Regions from separate parts of the Homo sapiens genome. Here region 1 is linked to region 2. The links are chromatin loops, found by intact Hi-C in ENCODE. Cell type or tissue: ascending aorta. All regions are shown on one strand. Each heading gives the region's core, and the rest is flanking DNA. Links, peaks and the distances in the headings are about the cores only.

Region 1 (9,464 bases), core at 5,186-7,685, 1.6 Mb before region 2:
AATGATATGGACAATGAAATCCAGGCTGCCAAGGTCTCGGATGAAAATGAAGAACTTATTGGGAACTGGAGTAAAGGTCACCCTTGTTAAGCTTCAGCAAAGAACTTGGCCACATTATGTCCATGCCCTAGGAATATGTGGAAGTTTGAACTTGAGAGTGATGACCTAGGATATCTGGTGGAAGAAATTTCTAAGCAGCAAAGTGTTCACGATATGGCCTGGCTGCTTCCAATAGCCTACAGTCAGATGCAGAAGCAAAGAAATGACTTGAAGTTGAAACTTATATTTAAAAGAGAAGCAGAGGCTGGGCGCAGTGGCTCACACCTATAATCCCAACACTTTGGGAGGATGAGTGAGAGGATTGCTTGAGTCCAAGAGTTCAAACTAGCCTGGACAACATAGTGAGACCCCATCTCTTTAAAATAAAAAAAAAGTAAAAGGGAAGCAGAGCATAAAAGGTTGGAAAATTTGTAGCTTGGCCATGTGACAGAGAAAGTAAAAGCTTTTTTGGGAGAGAATTAAAGAGGGCTGCTGGGCAACCACTTGCTAGAGAAATTTGCATAACTAAAAAGGAGGCAAAGGCTGATTGCCAAAACAATGGGAAAAAGGCCTTTAAGGCATTTCAGACACCTTCATGGCAGCCCCTCCCATCACAGGCCCAGAGGCCTAGGAGGGAAGAATGGTCTCATGGGCCAGCCCCAGGGTCCACTGCCCTGTGCAGCCTCGAGACACTGCTCCCTGCATCCCTATGACTCCAGCTCCAGCTGTGGCTCAAAGGAGTTCAGGTGCAGCTTGGGCTGCTGCTTCAGCTTGTGACAGCCATAAACCTTGGCCGCTTCCATGTGGTGTTAGCCTGTGGGTGCACAGAGTGTTAAGAGTTGAGGCTTGGGAGCCTCTGCCTAGATTTCGGAGGATATATTAAAAAACCAGGGTGTCCAGACAGAAGCATGCTGCAGGATTGGAGCCCTCACAGAGAACCTCTACTAGGGCACTGCAGAGGGGAAATGTGGGGTTGAAGTCCCCACACAGAGTCTCCACTGGGGCACTGCCTCGTGAAGCTACGAGGGGAGGGCCACCATCCTCCATGAATAATATATCCACCAACAGCCTGCACTCTGCACCAGGAAAAACCACAGGCACTCGACAACAGCCCCTGAGAGCAGCTGCAGGGGCTAAACCCTGCAAAGCCACAGGGTGTTCCATCCCTCCCAAGAGCTCCACCCCTTGCATCAGTGTGCTCTGGACATGGGATATGGAGTCAATGGAGTTTATTTGGAGTTTTCAGCCCTGCTGGGTTCTGAACTTCTGTGGGGCTTGTAGCCCCTTTCTTTTGGCCGATTTCTCCCTTTGGGAATGGGAATGTTGACCCAATGCCTATAACCCCATTGTATCTTGAAAGTAAATAACTTGTTCTTTATTTTACAGGCTCATAGGTGGAAGGGACCTGCCTTGTGTCAGATAAGACTTTGGACTTTGAGTTGATGCTGGAATGAGTTAAGGCTTGAGGGGACTATTGTGGAGGGATGATTGTATTTTGAAATGTGAGAAGGACATGAGATTTGGGAGGGTCCAGGGTCAGTATGATATAGTTTGAATATGTGTCCCCACCCAAATCTCATGTTGAATTGTAATCTCCAGTATTGGAGGTGGGGACTGGTGGCAGATGAATGGATCATGGGGACAGATTTCTTACGAACAATTTAGCACCATCCTTCTGGTGCTGTCCTCGCAATAGTAAGTGACTTCTTGTAAGATCTGACTGTTTAGAAGTGTGTGGCACCTCTCTCTTTCTCTCTCTCGCTTGCTCTTGCTCTGGCCATGTGATGTGCCTGCACTGCTTTGCCTTCTGCCATGACTTCATGGCTTCATGAGGCCTCTCCAAAAACTGAGCAGATCTACCAGTATCTTGATTCCTGTAAAGCCTGCAGAATCATGAACTAATTAAACCTCTTTCCCTTATAAATTACCCAGTCTCAAGTATTTATTTATAGCAATAAAAGAACAGCCTAAAACACACAGAGACATACACGCACACACAAAACACACACACAGCCACAAGGACCAATCTTACACATAATTATTTTGTTTACCTCCTAAATTTCTTTTTTTCAACCATAATTAGCAAATCATCTCAGCTACCTTTAAAACACACATACACATAAACACACACTAAAATCTTCCATGATGAAATACATGGAGCACACATACAAGCTACATGAAAAAGTAGTTTCTGTGAATTGCTTTATTTTCTTTTTAAAGCCACCTTTGTAGTACTTTGCTTATAATTTGTTAATAAAATCAACCACCAATCACATGTGATAGCATCTTAGAGATCAGTGCCAATGACTTTCCTTTGAGTTTCTTTGTTTGTAACTTGTCCACTTTCCCCAGTTAGTCCCATCTGGAAGGGTCCCAGGGTTTTCGAGGAAGAAGGCAATTTAATCCAGAAGTTCTCAATTCTTTTTGAAAATGTTCAGCAAGTGAAGAGTAGCTCTAGCCATTCACGATTTTTTTCAGATAGTCACGGAAGGCCAGAAAGCAGTGGTCTGCCTGCCAACAGGGCTTGGGCCTGAGCATGACTCAGGTTCCTCTGACATCTCGTGCCAACTCCACCAGCCCAGCCTGGGAAGCAATGTAAACTATTTTTAACAATATGGGAGGGGAGAGGAAGTACTGGTTCCGATAACTCTCACTGGCTAATCTTTTAAAAGCGCTTGGAAGTTCACCCATTTGGCAATGAGAAGTGAATGGAACTTGGAACCGCAGAAATGGAAAATATTGTGTACTGAGCTTTGCAAAACAAACACATTCTTTTTTAAATGGATTGTACCTTTCACTTAAGAACCTGAAAACATTCAGAGCACATCAATAATTTCCAAAACAATGTCCAGGGCAGCTCAACACTTTTTTGCATTGACTAATGGGAAGGCTCAGACCCAAAAAGGCAAGCTCACAGGACAAGCCAATGTCAGACTTCCAGCTTCATGTCTGTGACCAGTTCAGGGCTCTGGAGGAACCACCCTGAGCAGATGTGAAGTGATCCATCTGGTCTGGGCATCAGCTGGACTCCCTGGAGTTTATAAATCAATTTAACCCTGCCACATATTCATGTACTTGAAAAACAGATAGACCCACCTTCAAAATACATTCAACAGAAACACTGGTCCAGAAAATATAACTGCAAATTATCTACTCTAGAGTTCCTATCACAAATTGAATGTTAGGAAAAGTAAAAGCAAGGGTTACTGAACTCATAGACATCAGAGACTTCTAAAACTTAAGGGAAAAAAAGCAAGGTGAGGAACCAACATAAGACAGCCAACTTGTAATTCTGCCAAGTAAGGGCATTAAAAAAAATCAATCACCATATTTTCATTAAAAAAGAAAAAGACAGCAATAAAAAAGGAAGTTCATTATATCAGAATAAATAATTATTTTTTTTAAAAAATGTTTACTGCAGGAACACACCAAGAAAATTCTTTAAAACTATTAAATTTAAAGTTTAAAAAATTTGTTACATTGTCAGCTTTTATTCTTTTCAATTTACAGGCCACAAACCTGGAAACATGTCACAGAACTGGTTGTGCAGACCTGCATTTAGAGACCACGTGGGCTGCCAGGTTCACTTACCATCCCTATACACTTCCCTCTAAATACTTTAAGTATCATATTAAACCACTGGAAAGTCCCAACACCCAGAGTGAGTATAGACACTTTTACCTAACATAGATTTCTTCTTATATGAGGCTGGACGATCATAGAGTGATCTCTGGATGTCGGAATATTTAGAAACCTCTTTCCTTTCTAGCATGGGGACATACTGTGTAGTATCAGCCTGCTTCATGTCCATGTAGTCACCATTGTTTTCAAAAGATAAAATAACATAGCTGTAAAAACAGAAAGAGAAATCTTACCCAGGGTGCCCTTCTGAAGTGGTCATTCCACTTTCAGTAGATGATGATTATGTGCCAGGTACTGAGGTAGGCATGGGAGCTAACTGGGTAAAAGCAAAACCAATCCATACCTTTCACATGAGGTGATCTAGTCAAGGAAATGAGCATTAATCAAATAGTCGCACAAATACATGCATCACAGCAATTCCACTACTGGGTATCTACCAGAGGAAAGGAAGTCATACTAAAAAGATACTTGCACACACATGTTTATAGCAGCACAATTCACATATTGAAAAAATGTGGAACCAACCCCAAATGCCCATCAATCAAGGAGTGGATAAAGAAACTGCAGTGTATCTATACATATGTATGTGTAGGTGTGCATATATATATATATATATGTAACTCAGCTATAAAAAGGAATGAATTAATGGCTTTTGCAGCAACCTGGATGGGATTAGAGACTATTATTCTAAGTGAAGTAACTCAGAAATGGAAACCAAACATCGTACGTTCTCACTCATAAGTGAGAGCTAAGCTATGAGGATGCAAAGGCATAAGAATGACACAATGGACTTGGGGACTCGGGGAAAAATTGAGAGGCAGGTGAGGGATAAAAGACTACAAACTGGGTTCAGTGTATACTGCTCCAGTGATGGGTGCACCAAAATCTCACAAATCACCACTGAAGAATTTACTCATGTAACCAAATACCACTTGTTCCCCAAAAACCTATGGAAATAAAAAAATTTTTTAAATAGGGAAAAAAAGAAATGTAAAAAACAAAATAAATACACAGATCAACTCAAACTCAGCTGTGTTGTGAAGGAAGAAAGGTTTCAATAGCTTGTAAGGAAAATGACTTGATCTGGGGGTCAAGGAAGCACTTTTCAGAAGACGTAGAATGGATCCCACTGACAAAGATGGGAAAGACTAGCGGAATATTTGTCATGGCACCTGGCACATACAAAGGACTCCACAAATGTCAGCTGCCATGATGACTACTGTTCACTTGTTTTCAGAGCCAGTTCCCTGCACATCCTTAGCAGGAGCCCGCACATCCTGAAGAGCCACATCTAAGACAGTGGGGCTGTGCTCCCATGGACCTGTAAGTCCATTACACTTAAAGTTTGAAGAATTCACTACGTTAAGTCTGTCATTATTCTTTCTCAGTTTTTCAACTCACAAGCCTTGGTTGGAACTTGAGCCGTGTGGCCATGTGGCTTGGGCATACAATTCCTTCTACCCAATCAATTTAGCACCCATTTGGTGTCCACCAAGTAATTTATTATGAAGTGAATTCATTGTACTTTCTGATCTTACAGAATTTCTTACCTACAGAGTTCTTTATAGCCACTTGTAGATTTCTGCAGTAGGGATCACTATCATTGACGTCATTTATAGGTCCAGGTTCAGCAAGGACCTCGAGCTTGGAGATCCACAGACAGTTCTTGCAAGGTTCCAGAACTCAAGCATCCCTGGCCAGAGCTGCATTTTATAGGTCTAAGTGGATCACATGTAAATAGCAGAAGAGCTCCCAGAGTCATTCTAACTCACTCTCATTCAAACCTATCAGCAAGGCCTTCCCATGTGACACCCCAGTCCAAAACACCTTTAGACATCATGCATCTCTCTGCATGACCATGGAAAGACTGGACAGGGTGGTTTGACTCTAAGTCTTGCTACCTTGGGCACTGAATCTGCAGACATGATATCTATCAGGACATGGGTCTTTCCATTTGTGATGCCTGTAAGATAATGATAGACAGCAACATCTCTCTTTGCACCCACCTCCGTGTGCTTTCATCAGCAGGGTTCAATCCAAAGATATCCAGCTCTTTCTTTGGCTTCTCTGGGTGGTGGCTCAGGAAGCTATCCCTATTCTTATGCAAATAGTTGACCAAATCTCCATAGAAGCAATACTCTGTGATGATGTAAATGGGGCCTATGGGGACAAAAGCCGTTAGGAGATGGGTATGAAAATGAAGAACAGAAAAGCCATGAATTGTCCTGCAGACCATATGGCACAGAAAAAAATAAGATACCAAAAAAGTTTTTTTTTTTTTTTTTTTTTTTTTTTTTTAATAAAGAGCCATGAATGGCTATGACTGGACTGGCAACAGATTTTGCTCAAAAACCAATGAGCTTCCATCAATTCAAGGGACCAGTCAGCTCCATTCAAGGGACTTCTATTCCCTGCCATGTGTGGGGATGGAGAGTGGAGGATTTAAGCCTGATTGAACAGTTTTCACAACCACATGTGTCCAGTGAAAATCCTCACTCCAGGTCAGTGAGCCCACCTGACTTGGTGCAGGCTCCCAGCAAGTTTACAATGTTCAAATGTGGCCCCAGGTGAGTCATTATCTTCAGTTCAGACATGAGAGCTTGTTTTTCACTGGATCTGGCCGTGGCTGTTGAAAGAATAAATCACATATCAGTCCAGCTGAGCTACCAACTTCCTGTTCTCAGAAAAAAACCAAGAATATGACTAATCCTGTGATTGGATATCATTCTATTTACCAGAAGTCTAAAAGAAGCAGATAGCTACTTGGCCTCAGTGCTAATAACTAATTCCTGGTCTTTCTAGTAAAAAGAAGTCACTGGAAATAACAAGCTCTTAATTTTCCAACATACAGGCAGCAAGAGCAATCTAAATAAACCTAATCTAAATACACATAAAACCTGGAGTCAAAATAATCAGGACCTAGTCCTAAATGTCTTATTTACTAGCTGCATGATTTTGAGAAATTCCCTTAATATCCCCATGCTCAAAAAATCCCCGTGCTCAAAAAATCCCCAGGAAGGAGCACTTACGTTTTAGCATCTTCACTGCAACTTTCATGACAGGTTGGGACCGGCTTAATCCATAGGCTGTTCCTTCAACCACCTTCCCAAACGCTCCAGACCCCAAGACCCGACCTGTGGGCAGGCAGAATCATTAACACCCAAAAACTCCAGACGCCTCCTCAGCTTTCTGCACCGTAGCCAGCTCTCTGCGGGCGGACAGCTGGGCGAGTGTCTTTCCTGTTTGGAGTAATCATAATGACTCCTCCAAGTCATCGTGTCAAAAAAGGAATTGAGCCCACAGGGAAGGAAATTAGCATAATTGCTTTTGTCGAATAACACTTGCAAGGGAAAGAAAACACAGACGGGAGAAAGGAGGGTGCAGCCCTCCCTGGTGTGAGCGCGCTGTCTACCAGCTCCGTGCTGGGCCAGCCCCTGGGATCCTCTTGCCTTCGGGGCTCTCACCCACACCTCCTGGCTCTCTCCCCTTCTGTTTTCCATATGCAAACAGGGGCATCTTTTGTCTTAGTAAATTACTAGCCACTGGAAATACTTCAGTATTCAAAATATCACTGATTCTAAGGAGTGACTAAATAAAAACTTCAGGCTGGGCTCACTGCTCCCTATTTGTTAGGAAAGCCACTCTACCAAGAGCTAAACATGCCCGAGAGCACAGCAATTAGCTTCATGTTGGGAGGAGACATACGTAAAGACACTGAAGCTGTTGTCCCACCCTGAAAGAGCTCACCCTGAGAGAAACATTTCCCGGGGTGTCAGTCTCACCACGGATAGCCAAGCCAGGAAAAGACTTGGCTCATAAAAGACACTAACAGCCAACACTGCCTCTTACTGCACGTCTGTGTTACTGAAAATCGTACCTGGAAAGGTATTGCTTCACCAGCAATGCCTCTTGGTATAATGGGAATTATGCCCTTTTCCCCATATTTTACTACTTTTTAACTCCCTAAGCTCCTCATCCCTTGTTGGGAAATAGGCAGGAAAATAAAGAAAGCTTAGATATAAATATTTGAAATTGGGGGGCAGCTCTTATAACCGCCCCATGGATTCTCCTTGTCCGCTGCCTAGACAGAGCCGATTTACCAAGACAGGGGAATTGCAATAGAAAAAGGGTTTAATTCACACAGAGCCAGCTGTACGGGAGACCTATTCTACTATTACTACTATTACTCGAATCAGTGTCTCTGAAACTGGGGGAATTTCTACTATTCTGCTATTACTCAAATCAGTGTCTCTGAAACTGGGGGAATGGGGTTTTTAAGGATGATTTGGTGGGTAGGGGGTGAAAAGGGGAGTGCTGATTGGTTGGGTCAAAGATGAAATTATAGGGAGCTGATGCTGTCCTCTTGCACTGAGTCAGTTCCTAGGTAGGGGCCCCAAGATCAGATGAGCCAGTTTATTGACCTGGGTGGTGTCAGCTGGTGCATCGAAATACAGGGTCTCCAAAATATCTCAAGCACTGACCTCAGGTTTTACAACAGTGACCCCTAAACCATACTTTCTAATCTTGTAGCTAATTCGTTAGTCCCGCAAAGGCAGTCTAGTTCCCAGGGAAAAAGAGGGTTTGTTTTGGCAAAGGGCTATTATTGTCTTTTTTTCAAAGTCAAACTATAAACTAAGTTCCTCTCAAAGTTAGTTCGGCCTATGCCCAGGAAGGAACAAGGACAACTTGGAGGCTAAAGCAAAATGGAGTTGGTTAGGTCATATCTCATTCACTGTCATAATTTCCTCAGTTACAATTTTTGCAAAGGTGATTTCACTCTGGTGCCTTGCTTGATTTCAGTTTACCTAACTCTCTAAGAAGACTTAAACTCTTCTGTATTTTGCAATGAGACCGGTGGATAATTAAAACCTGCATTTGGCATTCTTTAACATATATACTGTTAGATCATTCATCATAACACAACCTCTACCTCTACTTTCATTTGCCTTTGTCTTGCTTTCATTCATTAGGAATGTGATTTAAAAAAGAAATACTCCCTTGGACTAAAGCTTCATATACTTGGTCTCAGCCCAGGATTGAAATACTTGAAATGCTTGTGATAAGTTGGCTTGCTTATTTTTACATATTTTGCCTCAAAATGTACCTATATTTTTATATTCCATATTCCAAATATGTAAAAAGGAGTATCTAATGCATCTTCAGAATGTACTGAATCAAAATACATTTTGTGGTTGTCCTCATTCATTTCTCATCTGCTCATTTTTAGTCACAGAAATTCATTTTCAATTTGTGTCATTTCTAAAGAAAAGCAATTTTGGTGGGTATCTTTGCCAGCCCTCTTCATATTCTCTTCTCCCTTTGTAAAATTTTCCTTAACTATAATTTGTTATGGAAAGAGATTTAAAAAAATCATTGCAATGATCCAATTAACTTACTGTCAAGACAGAAATGTATTTCTGAAAGCAAATTTCCATTGCCTAGTTCTTACTAAGCACAAGCTCAGATCTCTATTCTGCCAAGGCCTATAAATTGTAAAGTTGTGTGCAAGGGAAAAGGGAGTCTTGGGAGGTTACCCCATGGAACTTACCAAGCACTAGTCCATCTCTTGGAAACTCCCATCTTGAGTCATAAGGCAGCTGCATCGGGTCCACATAAATATATTCATGTCCATCTGGGCTGATTGATTCAATGACCCTCCAGCGAATTTCATACCTCGGTTTCTATAAATGACCAGGACAGGTAACTGGTGAATTACCAAAGTCCCAGTGCACCAGAGCTTCACTGAAGCAGCACAGTGACTGGACACAGTAGAGTCCAACAAC
Region 2 (9,464 bases), core at 4,084-6,583:
CATGGTTTGGTTCTGACTGGGTGCTGTGGTGGTGAGGGGGCCCTGTGGCCCTGTTTCTGTGGTATTGGGAGACACGGGTAGAGAGAGGCCCACAGGACTCTTCTAATCATTGCTGTAGTGGATGACAGGACAACAGGAAACTGTCTAATTGGGTTCCCAAGTCAGATACTTTTCAAAGAGAAAAGAATGCTCAGAGTAATTATAAAATATTAATTGATCTGTAGGTGTAATCTGAGCTATTCAGGGCAAACTAGAGGTAGGTCCCTCTAAGGTTAAGCTACCATAGGACACTCCTATTTAAATGCAGAGTTTCAGTATGCTTCAGGAACTGGGTTTCCCTGCCTCATGAATCAGAGGGTAATGTAGTAATGGAGAGAAGGCAAATACAAATAAATAAATAAAAAATAACATTCAGAACGAATGCATATTGTATGGTTGGCAGTGTAGGGGTGGATAACCTATTATTTCCAAGCTTTTCTTACTCTAGAGAAAAACTGTGGGATGGATCCAGTTGCTTAGGTCAGTGATACTCAAATGTCAGTTTGTCATCATTGTTCATGGTTTTTGCTACATCTGTGTATCACTTGAACTTATTTACTTAGTTTTCCTTAAATCTGTTCACCCTAATTTGACCTTATTCTGAAACATCTGCAAAATGATGGGTTTGATGAGCTAATTTTATGCTTTTCTAATCCTTTTCAAAAACATTATTGCTACACTTAAAACTGTTCATACTGGTGCCACCTAAGAGTAACTCCCCTCCCTCCAGGATTCATGGCCCATAGTTTGGGTGACATTGGCTCAGATAAGAGGTTTTTTGTAGTGGCTCAAATAATCGGCTCTTGGAGGAGCACCATTTGTTGAACTACTTTGTAGATGATGGTCTGGTCGGTGAGCTTCCTTGGGAGGCAAGTGAGCACATGGCTGAGATATGGTTGGACTTTCTACACCACTGTTGATTGGGTATGAGAGCTTGATGTTCTCTACCCTTGTAAAGACATGCTTCTTATCCATAGCCTGTGGGTGATGAGAGAACTTACCTTCCTGGGTCATTGTGGGGCTTAAGCAGAGAGATTGATGTCTAGTGCTTAGCCTGTTGCCTGGGCATTGCATTACCACTTTCTTCCAGTGCCCTTCTTATTTCCATTAGTGAAAGAGTCCACCAAACACTGTAGTAGACAGAGCCCTGAGCTAGGACTCAGAAATCCCAGGCTCTGATTGCTTTCCAGCTTTAGCGGTGTTGGGCAGGTCACTGAGGCCTCTCTGGGTCTATAAAATAAGAACCACTCCTGCTGGTGAGCAGTGGCAAGAAGACGAGCATGTGTGTTATAAACCAGCTATGGTTTTCAGTCAAGGAGAACTAGGGAAGGGCTGCAGGACAAAAGGAGGAAGAAGCTATGATTTCTGACAAAAATGCCATTGGAAGACACATGCTGGTGGTGTGTGGCCAAGCTTTTGTTGTCACTAGTCAAGATACAATGTTTTTCCTTTTCCTGAGAATGAGAGCACATTCTGTAGTAAAAGATATGTTGTCTTTGAATGAGCTTATACCACACTCTTTTGTGTCATTTGGCACACACAGCCTTCCTAACTGAGAAATACATGAAGTAGCTAAGCGCAGTTTCTTTTCTAAATTTTTAAGTAAAGTGTCTGAATAGGTACTATGAGTTTATGTGGCAGAAATTTCAAAATGTGCACAAGGTTGTATGTTGAAAATAGACCCAGTGTCCAATTCTTATCTCTGGCATCTATCAATAGTTATAGTTTCTTATGCTTCCATTTAGAGTTATATGCATATACAAGCAACTGTGTTTATATTTCTCTCTTAGTTTTTAAAAACACAAAGAGTACATAGAGTATACCCTGATCTGTCCTGATCTGCCCCTTGCTGTTTGTGTCTTGTAGGAGGGTCTGTGGGAAGAGCCACCTCATTCTTTTTTTATGGCTGCAGAGTATTCACTTGCTTGAGTCTACTGAATTCACTGAACCAGGCCCTCACTGACTAGCAGGACATGTTGTAGGTAGTTTTCTAGTCTTCGGTTTTTACAAACAAGGCTGTAAGGAACAACTTTGTCCATATGTGGGAGTATATCTGTGGACCGACTTCCTAAAAATGGATTTGCATTTGTAACTGGGATGGATTTTGCCAAATTGCCCTCCATCAGCAATATGTGTGACTCTGGCTGCCTGCAGCCTTGCCAAAGCAGTGTGCTACCCAGAAACCTTTTGATCTTTGCCAGTCAGGGGAAAGATGGTGTCTTAGTATATTTGTAGTTTGCATTTCTCTTATTAGAAGTGAGCTTCAGCAGCTATTCACATATTTAGGAAAATAAACTCAATTTTATTTAAATACCTTGCTGTTGGTAATTATTTTCAGAGTCTGTAGGGAAGGACCAGTTTTATTGTTATTTTCAATCTGTCTCAGACCAATATATTTGTAAAATACAATAAAAAGGAATAACTAGCAAAATGGAATTAAAAAAACCCAAAGAGAAATAAAATGCAAGCCTTAATTTTTTTGTTACTAAACTTGACAGATACAAAATTACTCTATCCATTCATTTTATCTCCATGTTTTTAGTTTCTGGATGTAGCTCACCACAGAGAGTTTTGAGTAAATAACATTGCTGTAAAGAACAACTTACTCATGTTTTTTCTCCCATTGCTACTCTATTTGAGGATGGGAGGAGAGAGCCCAGAATTTTATATTTTACATTTCATAATCAGCACATTTCAGGATGGTTTTGTTACATTAGTGGAAAATATCTCTGATGGTGCAATACTGACCCAGGAGGGACTGGTTCCCGAGGGCCGGGTTGCCGCACAAGTGCATTGAGGCATGTTGACTCCTGCAGTGCTCCCCATGCTGTAAGGTGGGAATGCAGGTGTTGTGATTTTCACTGATGAAGACCTTGAGCTTGGATGAGAAGATGGGAGGATGAAATCACCCTATTAATAAAATTTACAGAGCAGGCCTATATTAGTCCATTCTCACAGTGCTATAAAGAACTACCTGAGACTGGGTAATTTATGAAGAAAAGAGGTTTAATTGACTCACAGTTCCAAAGGCTTAACAGGAAGCATGACTGGGAGGCTTCAGGAAACTTAAAATCATGGCAGAAGGTGTAGGGAAAGCAGGCACATCTTACCATGGTGGAGCAGGAGAGAGCAAGAGAGAAAGGGAAAGTGCCACACACTTTCAAACAACCCGATCTTGTGAGAACTCACTCACTATCATGAGAACAGCGAGGGGAAAGACCGCCCCAATGATCCAATCACCTCCCACCAGGCCCCTAGAATTGTGGGAATTACAATTCTAGATGAGATTTGGGTGGGGACACAGAGCCAAACCATATCAAGGCCTCTTTGACCTAGGATTTTGCAAGGACCCCAGCCTCCTCTGCTGCCTTTCTGGGAACAGATGGGAAGTGTATTTGTGGGTAAAGTAGGAGCTTAGGGGACATGATAATTCAGGCAGCATCTTGGTGGCTTTGTAGAAGGATTGAATTGGAAATGAGGTTCTTGCTTCTAGCTCACTGAGTTCAGTGACATAAGTGGCTATTTCCTTGTCTTCCACCTGCAGCTAGAAAACAGGCATGGTCTCAAGATTCTTTGTTCTGCTTTTGACTTGAAGTTTTAGTTTTGCATGAGGACTTCATTTTGTTATCTCTAAATATATGGAGAATTGTTTTGCCAGCCACAGCTTCTTTCTAGATGTTCTTTAATGCTCCTTGCTAGAATGACTTGGGATGGTCATGTAGTCAAGTATCCCAGGTCAGCTTTCTTCAGTGGCAGATGTTTTGGCTTCTGTGTACAATTATTAAATGAAGTCATGTTGAGGTTTTCTTTTTTTTTTTTTTTTTTTGAGATAGAGTCTGTCTTCACCTCACAGGCTGGAGTGCAGTGGCGCGATCTCGGCTCACTGCAACTTCTGCCTCCCGGGTTCAAGCTATTCTCCTGCCTCAGCCTCCCGAGTACATGGGATTATAGGTGCATGCCACCATGTCCGGCTAATTTTTGTTGTTGTTGTTTTGAGATGGAGTCCCTCTCTGTCACCCAGGCTGGAGTGCAATGGCACGATGTCAGCTCACTGCAACCTCCACCTCCTGGGTTCAAGCAATTCTCCTGCCTCAGCCTCCTTAGTAGCTTGGCTTACAGGCGCGTGCCACCACGCCCGGCTAATTTTTTGTATTTTTAGTAGAGACGGGGTGTCACCATATTGGTTAGGCTGGTCTCAAACTCCTGACCGCGTGATCCACCCACCTCGGCCTCTCAAAGTGCTGGGATTACAGGCGTGAGCCACTGCGCCTGGCCAAGGTTTTTTTCAGAGGTTTTTTTTTTTTTTTTTTTTTAATTCAATATCATGTAAGATAGCGGTCCCCAAACTTTTTGGCACCAGGGACAGGTTTTGTGGAAGACAATTTTTCCACAAACCTGGGCAGAGCTGGGGATGGTTTTGGGATGAACGTTCCACCTCAGATTATCAGGCATTAGACTCTCAGAAGGAGTATGCAACCTAGATCCCTCTGATGCGCAGTTCACAATAGAGTTCACTCTCCTATGAGAATCTAATGCTATTGCTGATCTGACCGGAGGTAGAGCTCAGGTGGTAATGCCTGCTCACCTGCTGTGCCGCTTGGTTCCTAACAGGTCACAGAACTGTACCTGGGGGTTGGGGACTTCTGACATAAGACATAGAAGTGACATGTTGTCATGCTGTGGGATGAAAATGCCCCTTGACTGCCTTCTTGTTCATGATTGCTTTCCCTGTTGAAGCCTGGAGAGGAGTGGGCTGTTGAAACAGGAGCCAGGGTTGTGGAATAATGGTGTTAAGATCATAGGTTCACCACTTACCTCTGCCTCATGCTAACACTTGACCTTGGCAAGTTAGTTAACCTCATTTCCTTCAGCTATGACATGGGGATAATGAGTCCCCATCAGTGATTTATTTGGCAGAGAGAGTCACATTCAGTATTGCTCAGTGGGACAGGGGCTCCGTGGTGATATGTTGCTAACTAAACAGGTCAGGCATTCGTAGCCACTCTGGGTAAGTGCCCGGTGGTTAGGTAATGTGTGACAGCCAGCAGCCAAAGTGGACATACTCAGAGACAGTTCCTGGCTGGCTGCCCAAGCCTTACATCTGTAGCTAAAGAATTACTGAAAATGTGAATGAAAATATCTCCTCTCCTGGCTTGTGGTCCAGAGCTCAGACTCAGGAACCGAATTTACATAGGTTTGAATCCCAGATCTGCTCTTATTGGCTGAGTGAGCTTGGGCAGGTTCCCTACATTTTTTTCATGTGTAGAATGGGGATATTAAGAGTAATCTGCCTTGGGGTGGCAGGCAAGATTAAATGAATATGTAGATGTGAAGTTCTCTGAATGAGTGGCACCTACTGCTAACTTTTCCCCTGCTTCCCAAGTTTATTCAGTGAGCAAATTTATCAAGTGCCTTCTATACAACCAGACATTCTACTAGGTGCTGGCAAATGAATCAGACCTAATTGCTGCCCTTATAAAGCTTATGGCATAGTACAGGGGTTGGTAAGCTTTTCTGTAAATGTCTGGACAGTAAATGCTTTAGACTTTGTGGGCCGTAGTGTCTCTATCACAGCTACGCAATTCTGCTGTTAATATTGTGAAAGTAGTTGCCATAAGTAAATGAATGATCATGGCTGTGTTGCAGTAAAACTTTATTTATGACAACAATTGGTGGGTCATATTCTGCCCATAGGCTGTAATTTGCAGACCTGTGGTCTAGTGGGAAGACAGTTGTTAAATAATTACAATTATGATGTTACAGATTGTGCTAAGGGCTGTGGAGGAACAGACAGGATTCTATGAGTGGGAAGGGTCAGGGAAGGTAGCTTTGAAGAAGTGACATTGAAACCAAATGATGAGGAGAGGCAGCCAGAGGAGGAGATGGAGGGTGCTCCAGGCTGGTCTGTGGGTTCGTATCTTTTAAAGGCATAACAGATATTCTGCAGCTTTCTTTGGATTAAAATAAATAATTTCGTTCCTCTATTTAATTCATCGCCAGTTTTCTCCTCCCCTACCCTCTCCCTGCAATAATCCAAGAGATAAGCTATGTTACCAAGAGATAAGCTACATTAATATATTAACACATTTTGTTCTGCATATGCACTTTCTTTCTCTCCCTTTTCCATTGTTTTTGTTATATTATTGTCAGTATCTATCCAAGTATTTAGTAAAGATTGCACATTATTTCATTATTAGGTGTAGAATGGTTTACTCTCTAGAACTCAAATTTGCTTTTTGGTACGGTTTTCTCTTTTAGCATTTTAAAAGTTGACATTATTTGTTTTTATTCTTTGGCTAGATAAAAGGTCCACAGTCTTTGAAGTGATTTTGAAAAAAAATCTGCTTTCCTCTTAACTACATCTCATGTCTCCTCTGACTCCCAACCTCAATTTTATGTTTTCTCTAAACAAGTTGCCAGTACTCTGTAGAGATTCCATGGAAAAGGACTTGTGTGTTCTCATTCTAGAAAATTTCAAGGGGTGCTTCAGAAGGAAGGGGGTTCTCCCAACAACTTTGTGACCTCTTCGGTTTCTTCAGTTCTTTCAGTTCTGTGGTTCCAAGGAGACTCTGCCTCCCTGAGAGTCAATATTATGTAGTAGTTAGGGGCACACACACTGGAGCCAGATTGTTCAAGTTCAAACCCAATTCCAGTACTTAGTAGCTGTGTGAACTTGAATAGTTCCCTGCCCTCTCAGTTTTCTTATCTTTAAAATAAGGCCAGTAGCAGTGTCTGCCTCATAGAGTTATTATGAAGATGAAAATGAATGAAATACAAGTAAAATCCCTAGAACAGTAACTGTACACAGTCTATGCTATTTATGAGTTCTCTATTATTATTAATTACATCAGAGGCATCGGTAGCCATAATTCCTCTGTAATCACCCTTGAATTCTGTCAGGTGTCTTCTGACTCATCCTGAGATCTTGGGCTGAGTCACTTCATTTTTGCTTCACTTTCTTCATAAGACTATAGGAATGATCTTTGTCATCAGAATTCTGGGGACACTAGTCCTTTTGAAAATAGGTCCTTTATGTGCTTTGTACTTTGAAAGTATAGTTGATAAGTAGAGTAGCCTTTTGAACGATAGATCTACAAATGTGGGTTTAGCAGCAATGTTCACCTCTTCTGTCATCCACTTTAATTTATGGTCTATAATTAATGACTTATTCTCTATGTACTTAGAAATCCTTACATGTTATCTTTGGCCTTTCTTGTGTCCCTTCCTTGTACAAACTTGAAAGAAAGGCTGCATGTCCTAGGATGCAGATAAATGAGGTGCCTTAGAAAGATCTTGGGCAAGTAAGTTTACTTCTCTGGGCCTTCGTTTTTTAATCTGTGGCATGGTCTGGCTCTTCTCCAAGGATGCTTCCTGGTCCCTGTGTTTTTGTTTTAGGCTCTTCCATATTTTGACAGTGTTCTCATTGGTTTTTCCAGACCTTTTAATGCCATTGTTTTGATTATTTCCTCCTTCTGGGCAAGGCCGTCTTCATCCTTTACCCCTCGACCAAGGAAGAAATTCTAACTTGTTTTCCTTGTAAATTGCTTCAAAACATTTCTTTCTTTATCCGTCTTATGCATTTATGAATCATCCTTCCTGGGATTTTGTTATTGTTGTTTGTGTTTTGGTAGCACCCCTTGGCAGTCATAGAATTGCTTTCAGAGGTGCTTTGAGGAGCTAACATTATAGTCTTGTTGGAACTTGTCCCAGCTCAGATGCTATTTTTAATAAAGTTGGCTGCACTGTTTTTCAAAGGTTACTACGTTTTTTACTGATGGAAATAAGAACCCTATGTTTCTTATGCTTCCCGACCCTGTGATTTACCCCCCAAGATCGGTACTTTGTTCACCATCTGGTCATATAACAATTATTTTTCAGTTCCCCTCATTGCCTTTTGTGTCTTGTGCAGGGTGCTAGCAATAGAAGTGCAATCTCTTGGGTTTGTAACATACTTTACAATTTATACAGTGCTGATAACATTCCCAGTTTTGCTTCATTCTCTCTGCTGCCCTGAGGAATAGTCAGGCTGGATATCAACAGCCCAGCCTCTCAGCCAGGAAGTTAAGGCCACAGAGAGGTAAAGTGACTGAAATCAAAGGCATTTCATAGTGGTAAAAAAAAAAAAATGGCCAAATACAGCTCTGAGGTATTTGCCGAGGGCCTTAGGCAACTGGTTTGCAGGACATTTGTTTACTAAACTTTCATTATATTTTTAAAAATTTGTTAATTTTTTTTTTTTTTTTTGAGATGGAGTTTTGCTCTTATTGCTTAGGCTGGAGTGCCGTGGCGTGATCTTGGCTCATTGCAACCTCTGTCTCCCAGGTTCAGGCAATTCCCCTGCCTCAGTCTCCTGAGTAGCTGGGACTACAGGCATGTGCCACCATGCCTGGCTAATTTTGTATTTTTTTTTTAAGTAGAGACAGAGTTTCTCCATGTTGGTCAGGCTGGTCTCGAACTCCCAACCTCAAGTGATCCGCTCACCTTGGCCTCCCAAACTGCTAGGATTACAGCCATAAGCCTGGCCTAAAATTTTAATAAAAAATAATAATTGCTCATAGTAAAAATTTGAAGAGTTAAGAAGATAATAAGAAAAGCCACTTCTTGACCTCCTCTTCTTCTAGGCCTACTCCCTGATGCTGAAGACCACTGTTATAATCTCTCAAGTCTTCTTTCAAAAATTTCCATTAAATGTAGATGTTGAATACAGTGGCCTGGTCTTGTTCACCTTGTGTCCCTCAGATGTAGAATAGAGCCAGGCACGTCGCAGGGCTCAGTGTCTGTTGATGGAATGAACCACATTTACAGTATTGTCCTATGCAACACGTTATTACTCTGTAACATGTTTTTACTTATCATTGTATCTTAGGCAAATTTTCATAGCAGTACCTGTAGGGTAACTTTACTTTTTAAATTAGCTACATGGTATTCCATCATATGAATTACTATAATTATTTACCCAATTCAAGTTACTCCCATTTTTTTTTTCCTGTTAGAAAGCTTGCTGCAGGGATATGACTACTGATTGTCCCCTCAGTATCCATTTTTCAGCCAGGCACAATGGCTCACACCAGTAATCCCAGCACTTTAGGAGGTCAAGGGGAAAGGATTGTTTGAGCCCAGGAATTTCGAGACCAGCCTGGACAACATGGCAAGACCCTGACTCTACCAAAAAAAAAAAAAAAAAAAAAAACCCAGGCATGGTAGCATATGCCTGTAGTACCAGCTACTCATGGGGCTGAGGTGGGAGGATCACTTGAGCCTGAAAGGTTGACGCTGCAGTGAACCCTGTTAGCACCACTGCACTCCAGCCTGGGCGACAGAGTGAGAACCTGTCTGAAAAAAAAAATTCACTTTTCATTTCTAGAGACATTTTACCTGGTCGTGGCTGCCCAGGTAAAGACCACCTTTGCCAAACTCCCTTGCAG

The links. A loop is a pair of places that touch in the nucleus more often than their neighbours do. Peaks named below come from ENCODE experiments on the same cell type or tissue, not always from the same donor. Only the 100,000 strongest peaks of a DNase experiment are listed, where the experiment ranks them.
Region 1: a loop joins it to region 2, with 2.6 times the contacts of the local background. A loop is called at or near these places in 1 of 110 quality-filtered maps.

What each region holds. Positions count from the first base shown.
Region 1 is chr4:54,274,739-54,284,202 of GRCh38, reverse strand. PDGFRA (platelet derived growth factor receptor alpha) reads right to left here. Exons shown (of 23, transcript NM_006206.6): 12 at 9,230-9,362; 13 at 6,711-6,815; 14 at 6,197-6,307; 15 at 5,688-5,841; 16 at 3,721-3,887. Among named protein-coding and RNA genes, the nearest start is that of PDGFRA, 50 kb to the right of the region's middle. RefSeq lists enhancers at 1,911-3,110, 5,524-6,047. In ascending aorta, for the core only: no CTCF peak of the experiment used is centred there; a DNase peak (open chromatin) is centred at 6,272; H3K4me3 peaks cover 444 bases; H3K27ac peaks cover 2,500 bases.
Region 2 is chr4:52,639,626-52,649,089 of GRCh38, reverse strand. The region is part of intron 1 of USP46 (ubiquitin specific peptidase 46); the gene reads left to right. Among named protein-coding and RNA genes, the nearest start is that of USP46, 15 kb to the left of the region's middle. RefSeq lists enhancers at 6,877-7,066, 7,077-7,146 and a silencer at 9,254-9,464. In ascending aorta, for the core only: no CTCF peak of the experiment used is centred there; a DNase peak (open chromatin) is centred at 5,079; H3K27ac peaks cover 2,101 bases.